Linked DNA regions of Mus musculus: regions 1 and 3 are each linked to region 2. Evidence: chromatin loops called from intact Hi-C (ENCODE). Cell type or tissue: heart. All regions are shown on one strand. Region 1 overlaps Gli2 (GLI-Kruppel family member GLI2). Region 2 has its middle 29 kb from the start of Gli2. Region 3 has its middle 140 kb from the start of Tfcp2l1.

Evidence for each region. A loop is a pair of places that touch in the nucleus more often than their neighbours do. Peaks named below come from ENCODE experiments on the same cell type or tissue, not always from the same donor. Only the 100,000 strongest peaks of a DNase experiment are listed, where the experiment ranks them.
Region 1: a loop joins it to region 2, with 6 times the contacts of the local background. A loop is called at or near these places in 9 of 42 quality-filtered maps.
Region 3: it touches region 2 in a loop (3-fold over the local background); 29 of 42 quality-filtered maps call a loop at or near these places.

What each region holds. Positions count from the first base shown.
Region 1 is chr1:118,848,208-118,850,707 of GRCm38, forward strand. Gli2 (GLI-Kruppel family member GLI2) reads right to left here. Exons shown (of 14, transcript NM_001081125.1): 9 at 176-310. Among named protein-coding and RNA genes, the nearest start is that of Mir6346, 100 kb to the right of the region's middle. In heart, a CTCF peak has its summit at 1,175 (motif pointing right); no DNase peak of the experiment used is centred here.
Region 2 is chr1:119,081,630-119,084,129 of GRCm38, forward strand. No RefSeq gene overlaps it. Among named protein-coding and RNA genes, the nearest start is that of Gli2, 29 kb to the left of the region's middle. In heart, CTCF peaks have their summits at 1,183 and 2,237 (motif pointing left); no DNase peak of the experiment used is centred here; H3K4me3 peaks cover 256 bases; H3K27ac peaks cover 299 bases.
Region 3 is chr1:118,768,072-118,770,571 of GRCm38, forward strand. No RefSeq gene overlaps it. Among named protein-coding and RNA genes, the nearest start is that of Tfcp2l1, 140 kb to the left of the region's middle. In heart, a CTCF peak has its summit at 950; no DNase peak of the experiment used is centred here.

The DNA of each region.
Region 1 (2,500 bases), 230 kb before region 2:
ACATATGTGTTTGGGGTAGGGTGAAGGGCCTCCAAGGCACCTGGTCACCATACCTCCCATTTTCTAGGGGTGGGGGTCCCCCTTCAACCCCTTTGAAGCACAGGCCTTGGAAGGCTCTAGGTCCATTGTGGTTGGGGCTCTGCATCCCTGGGTGGGAGCTGGGGACAGAGCTTACATGCACCAGCTGCTCCTGTGTGTCATACTCCTTGGTGCAGTCTGCCCAGTGGCAGTTGGTCTCGTAGATGACCACCTCGGCCTCCTGCTTACAGTCATCCCTGTCCAGGTCTTCCTTGAGATCGGCCAGCTGCTCCTAGGATAGGGAAGACCACAACCACATGAGCCATGCCTGGTAGCCTGGTCCTGAGGCTAGGCTGAGATGAAACTCAAGAGTTCATACCAAGGGCCCAAGGCTGCACACATGTGGACACACATGCACACATACAATATATGTACTTGTGCATACACACACACATATGTACACAGTGCATGCATACATCTGTACACATACAACATAGGCACACAGAGTCACACGCCACAGCCTCTTTCCTCAGCTCAGCATAAGGGAACCCCTTGTCACAGGCAACTGTCCTGGGCCCTTCCTGCTCTCTGGTCATCATGAAGAGATTCTAACCAGCACTGCCCCCACCCCCACCCCACCCCTCATTTGCAAGTGGAAGAAAGGAACGTGGGTTTGGTTTCTGTTGCAGGTAACTGAGGCCCACAATCACTGGCGATGTGGAGATGGAAACTCCATTAAGTGTGTGAGGTTCCTGCCTGGAGAACTGCCTCCCCCTCCAAGTCCTTTTCCTTCTAAATATTTTTTGTCATACTGTTTCTTCTTTCTCAAGTGCACTATGGGCACTCGGCTCACATCAGCACAGTGCCAGCATCTGCCAAGTGCTCTGCAGAGAAAACGCACACCCCTTAGACCCTTAGGCACCCTTCCCTGCCTCAGCCCTTCTTCACTCTTGTATCACAGCTAGGGAATCTGAAGCTCAAGGAGATGTGGCTTCTCCTCTCCATGGCCGATATGGGGACTGGAGTAGCTTAGATATGGACTTGTGTCTCCGTTCCTATTAAGGGACCCTCAACGGAGGGACTGTCTAGATTGGAATGGCCTGTGGGCCAGTTTGGGGGATTGTCTTGATTGTTAATTGATGCAGCAGGACCTGCGGGTGGCACCATGCCCCATAGAAAAGCTAGCTGAGCGTGAACCAGCAGGCAATGCCCTCCGTGGCTTCTGCCTTGAGTTCCTGTCTTGGCTTGCCTCAGGGATGGACCTAACTTGGACGTGTAAGGCAACAAACCCCTTTCTTTCCTACTTGCTGTTGGTCAGAGTGATGTCATGGAAATGGAGCACTCGTTTGACTACATTAGTGTTATGAGGCTATTTCAAAGATGAAACTTAGAGAAACAGCCTCATGTCACAGTGGACCTGTCTGGAATGGGGGTCATGACCAGGGATACATTCTCCAGGCTGGGAGGCAAGGTCCAGGGAGGGCCCATGAAGTCTAGTGAGATCAATCCAGTGTTTAACAGGTCTCCCAGGCATCCTGGGAGGCAAAGTAAGGCCAGAAGCAATGTTACAAAGACAGCTCCCCCCCCAACCCTCGCTTTTTTTTTTTTTTTAAGTTTTTTGAGACAGTTTCTCTGTATAACTGGGTATCACGCACCTCACTGTATACATCAGGCTGGGATTAAAGGCATATGCCACCTGGCCATGTTCAACTTATTTTTAAAAACAGCAGGAATGTATCCTGACTCTCCTGGGTTGTGGCTTTAGATCAAGAACATTTGCCTAACACACATAAGATACCAGGTTTAATCCCCTGTGCTGCAAAACAGGAAAATAGACACAAGGAAGAGCTTCAGGGAAACAAGGACAGTGCTGGCTAACAGGGACAGGCTCTTTGCCAGGTTAAGGACCGGAGTGTCCACTGGCATGGTCACTCGTGAACAGCAAGCTCATCTCAGAACGACAACATTTCCCATGGTGGGCCACAGACACAGGAACTCTCTGATATTGCTACAACCTTTTCCAAAAGGGACCCCGGGTTCACCATCAGGGACCCTCTGAACAAGCGCCCTGGCTGTGCAGAGAACAATGCTGCTACTATGTCGACGTAAGCAACCTCTGCACTGAGGTCAGTCGGAACACCTCACTTCCGGGTTTCCAGCAGCCAGCGGCTGTTGAGATGAGAATGTAGAGAGGTCTCCTAGTGCCCACAGTGCAACAGAAGAACATCTGGGATTATCTCCCCTACACATACACTGCAGGCCAGCTGGCCTAGCAGTGGGCTGCCCCAAGGCCAAGGCAAGGATCCTCCCAGTCTGCAATTTGAGGGCTTCAGCAGAAAGCACCATTACCTCTATCCTTTCTGCCAAAGGGAGGCAAGTGAACCACACATGGGACGACATGGACCCGACTCTGAGGGAAGGCCTTCTGCAGTGCCTGTGAGTGGACTGCCTCCCCGGGCTCCCATCCCTCACTTATCTGAGA
Region 2 (2,500 bases):
GCAGGAAAAGAGGGCATCAGATCCCTTTTATAGATGTCTGTGAGCCACCATGTGGGTCCTGGGATTTGAACTCAGGACCTCTGGTAGAACAGTCAGTGCTTATAGCTGTTGAGCCATCTCACCAGCCCCTTTTCTTTTGTTTTATGTATCTTCTAGATGTATGTTCCTGTGTCACAGAGGTCGGAAGAGGTCTTTAGATCCCCTGGGACTGGAGTTACAGACAATTGTGAGCCACCACGTGGGGCCTGGGAACTGAACCCAGGTTTACAGCAAGAACAAGTGTTCTTACCCACTGAGCCATCTCTCCAGTCCTTAAATTGTAAATTAAATTAATTACTATTGTGGCACGGGGACTGCAGGGTACAATATTCGTGTGGAGGTCAGAGGACAACCTAGTGGTGTTGGTTCTCCGCTTCCACCTTAACGTGGGCTACTGGAATCCACCTCAGGTCTCTAGACCTCTGCCCATCTCTGGTTCTGCCCCTCCCTTCCCTTTCCTTCCTCTCTCTTCCCTGCCCCCCTCCTTTTCTTTCCTAGACAAAGTATCAGAGGGCTCAGGCTGGCCTCAAACTCACATGTAACCAAGGGTAACTGTTGGTTCCTTCTCCCACCTCTGCCTCCAGAATGCCAGGGCCACAGATAGAAGCCAACTTAAGCTGAGCGCTTTCTCAGTGGCGGATTGGGCCAGCCCTTTCTGGTTTTATTCTTATTTTAAAAGTAATCATCCCAGTGTCCACGAGAAAGATTCCTACTGTCACCACCCAGCATCCCAGTAGTAAACAAAAGAACAAGGGTCAAAGAAACCAAGTTTCAAGGTGAGGCCTGCCAATTACAAACTCTGTGAAGAGGGCAGGTGGTGCTGGGGACTCCTCCTGGCAGCTACTGGCTGAGGCGTTGGCTGTTGTACAAGAAAGAGCACGCACAGTGGAGCTCACATTGCACTTCCCAGAAGCAGGAGGCAGTGAGAGGATGGGAAGAAGAAGGGTCTGGTAGACGGAAGGAAAGCCTTTCCTTATATCGCAAATTCTGGTTACGCAGTACCAGTGATATCTCCAGCTGGCCTTCATCTCTCCTGTCTGTCTGCCACCTGTGGTCTCTTGCTCTTTTCCTTATGCTACCACTAAAGAAGTCCCACACACGGTCAGGAAAAGCTGGTATTCTGACTCAGTGCTGCCACCCAGTGGCCCAGTGGAGGGCAGCACTTAGCCTCTGTGGAACCTGGGCTTTCTCCATCATCACAATACAACAACAACAACAACAACAACAACAACAACAACAACAACAAACCGGCTTTGTGGTGATGCTTGCCGTTGATCTCGGAACTCTGGATGCAGAAGCAGGCAGATCTCTGTGAATTCCAGCCCAGCCTGGGCTACATTGTGAGATCCTATCTCAAAATAAGTAACAATTGGACTGGAACTAGATATTCTGGATGCTACAAATGGAATAAACATAGTGTCTGCTTTTAAAACATATTATTATTATTATTATTATTATTATTATTATTATTATTATTAATTGTGTGTGTGAGAGAGACAGATAGACAGAGACAGACAGACAGAGACAGAGACTGAGACAGAGCGTACCATGGTGCATATGTGGAGGTCAGAGGACAGCTTTATGGAGTTGGTTTTCTTCTCTTACCTTTAGCTCTGGGGAAGGATTTCAGGTCCTGAAAGCTCTTTTGCTTGCTGAGCCACCTTCTTTCCACCTTGTCTTCCCTCCTCCCCCCACCCCCCTTTCATGAATGAGGACATAGAGTGGCTTCTATAGCCTGCTAGACCTGGAAATCTTGTCTCCACCCTTGCGGGGCCACCCACCTCAGAAGCTTCCATCAGGGTTTCCTGTGGCCCAGGCTGGCCTAGAAATCACTGTGTAGCAGAGGATGACCGTGAACCGCCCATCCTGCCTCTACCTCCCCAGAGCTAGTGTAACAGGTGTGTGCTACTGTGTCTGGTGGGACTGAACCCAGGGCTTCCTGCATACCAGGCAAGCTTTCTACCCTCTGAACTGTTTCCCCGCCCACCTAATGCGCTGCTTGGAGTACTGTGGATACCGCACGGATACCTCCTAGTTGCTTCTACAGAAAGGAGTCAGAATGCTTCATGGAACTCACCCCATGCAATTGCTTTGTTCTCTCTGTGTTTAGGGTCCAGACTCACTTGGAGGGATGGCGCCCGAGGACCACTGTGGAAGACGCTATTCTTGGTTTTCTTCTGCCCTCTGGTGGTGTAATTTGAAAAGACACTAGTGAAGGCCGACTGAAGTGGGTGTCCTCAAAGGGCTGGGGCAGGATTTCCAGGGTCCACAGGTATCAGAAGCCTCTCTATGGTCCCACCCTTCACCAGCCTCTTAGCTATTTCCGGAGCTCTCAGCAGGACCTTTTGTTTTTCAGGTCTTCTACAACTCTTCCAGAGGAACAGACCAGCCAGGGGCTGTGGGCACAGGAAGCTTTGGGCCTGTCCTTTCCCAGTGCGTCTTGTGTGGTCAGAGCCCAGGA
Region 3 (2,500 bases), 310 kb before region 2:
ACCTTCGAGTTTAAATAGAGGGCCAGAGGTATGTATGGCTAAGCCTTGCAGGAGCTTGGTCCAGTCCCTCCCTGACCTCACCGTCCCTCCCTCACTGATGTGGCCCCGCCCTTCACTGATGTGGCCCCGCCCCTCACTGGTCTATTCCTGTCTCACTTCCACTCTCTCCTGTAAGGTGGTCTGACAAGTTATCAACATCCTGTGAGGTCTCTTCCTGGGACACAAGCTCCCCTCTGGCTAGCACCAGGATCCCTGTCTACTCTCTCAGTACTCCTGGGGAAATGCCAATCTCGTGGGATCCATTGTCTCAGTAGTCTGATAGCCAAAGGGAGGCGAGCAGATGTCTCTACAGAATAGCTTTATTTTTGCTAGAACTGTAACACTTGTTTCCTCAAGAGGGACTATATTTACAAGTGGCCCCTCAACAGCTGTCCCCTCTGGGACATCTCCTGGACAACTTTGTCTTCTGTCTTTATTTCTCCTTTATAAACACATGGATCTTTCTGTCCACCTCCCCAACCCCTGCCATCCCCTAAAGGAAGCCCTGAAGCCATTTGTCTCATTGCCTGAATCTGAATCTGGCTCCCCAGAGATCAGCACTACAATCCTAACCCAGTGCTCTTTGTAAACAGATACCAGGGGTTGGGAAGATGGCTTAGTCAGTATAATTCTTGTCTTGGAGGTGTGAGGACAAAACCGCCTCCTGTAGTGGGATATACTTATAATTCCAGCACTGTGGAGACAGACAGGTCCCTGGGCCTCACTAGCCAGCCACCCTAACCAACTTGGTAAGTTCCAGGCTAAAGAGACCTTGACTCAAAATACAAGGTGGATAACATTTGAAGAACAACGTCCCAGGTTGCTCTCCGGCCTATACACACAAGTATATACATATCCAGATACAAAAATGCAGTTGCACACACAAGCTCCTTTTTGGTTGCAGTAGGAGAGAAAGAACACTAAGGGGCGCTATTGGGCCACTTTCAGCTCCTTCCTCTTCAAACTTCCAATGCTCTGGACTGCCCCAGATCTTTTGAATCTCCAAGCACACCTGTATTGAAAAAAAACCCTACATCTATGTCTTCCTAGATGCTCACATCCCCAAATTCTGGGCCACACCTTCGGACTCCCCAGATGTTAGATCCCTAATTTCTCAAACCATCCCAGCCCCAGACCCTTACGCTCGAAGTCCTCAGACTGTCAGCTCCAGGTCCCTGTGACCTGCAGCTTTCCCTGCCCCTGTCAAGAGTTCATGCCCTCGCTGCTCTACCTCTGGACTCCTAGACTCCTAGATGCAGAAACCTTGCACACTGCAGTCTTCAGATCCTTCCAGAGTCCTCATAAGTGTCCTGGTAGGAACGACTCTATTCTAAAAGGACACGTGCTCCTCTGTCAGACTATTGAGATGATGCACCCCCCCCCCAAATTGAGAACTTCCCCAAGCACCTCATGTTGGGAGAAGATAATGGCTGAAGGCTGGTGCCAGCCAGAGGGGGAGCTTGTCTCCCAGAAAGAGATTTCACACAGTTCTGACAGCTTGACAGACTACCTTGCAAGAGAGATGTGAGCTCAGACAGGGATGGAGGGCAGGACCACACCTTGACCGGGACAGCTTAGTTATGCACCGCTCTTGCCCTCTGTTTAAACCTGAACCTCATGAGTGCCCTGAAGATGGAGTTAGTGGGAGAAGTGGATGTCTTTATTTGTTCCACTCCCCAGCGCAGCCCCAGTGAGTAGACCCTCTCTTCTCTGCAATTCGGCATCACTTGAGTGTTTAAGTGTCCTATGGAGGGCAGGTGGTTCTAACAACTCCAGTAACTTGTAGACCCCTCAGAGCAATCAGGCTTCTACAACCTCCCACAGACCCCTAGACTCTACACAGCTAGAGACCCTGGGCTCAACTTACCCCACTTCTACCAGCCCCCCAACTCTCCACGCCAACATCTGTGCCCTTCAGTCACACAGTATCCTCATCCGAGGCCCTGGGGGAGTTCTGTGCCAGGGATCTGGGTGTTGGTCACCCCATGAACTGGAAGATGGGTGCCTGCCTGTCTTTGGTGACAGCCATTACACTAAAGCTCTGGAACCCTGCCACCAACCGACCCACATTCTTCATAGAGGAGTAAACAAAAGCATTGTGGGAAAGAGGAATTATTCTGTTCCCTGGCATTTTAGTAGCAGAACCGCAGGCTGTCCACTGTAGGGCACTTACAGTAGTGCCTGGTATACAGTAAGTGCTCAACAAATGCTGGCTATCATTAGCATTACTGGAACCCACACACTCAAATCAGCAGTCTTGGCTACTACCCGGGCTGACCTTGCCCAAGGCCCAATTTGAGACTGTTCTATCTTCCTACTGTTTAGATTATGGGAGTTGGCCCAGGGTATCATAGTCAACACAGTTCACGATTAAAACCAGAACTAAGACAGGGGAAGGTGCCTCAGTTGGTAACGTGCTTGCCATCCAAGCATGAAGACCTGAGTTTGAGATCCAGGATCT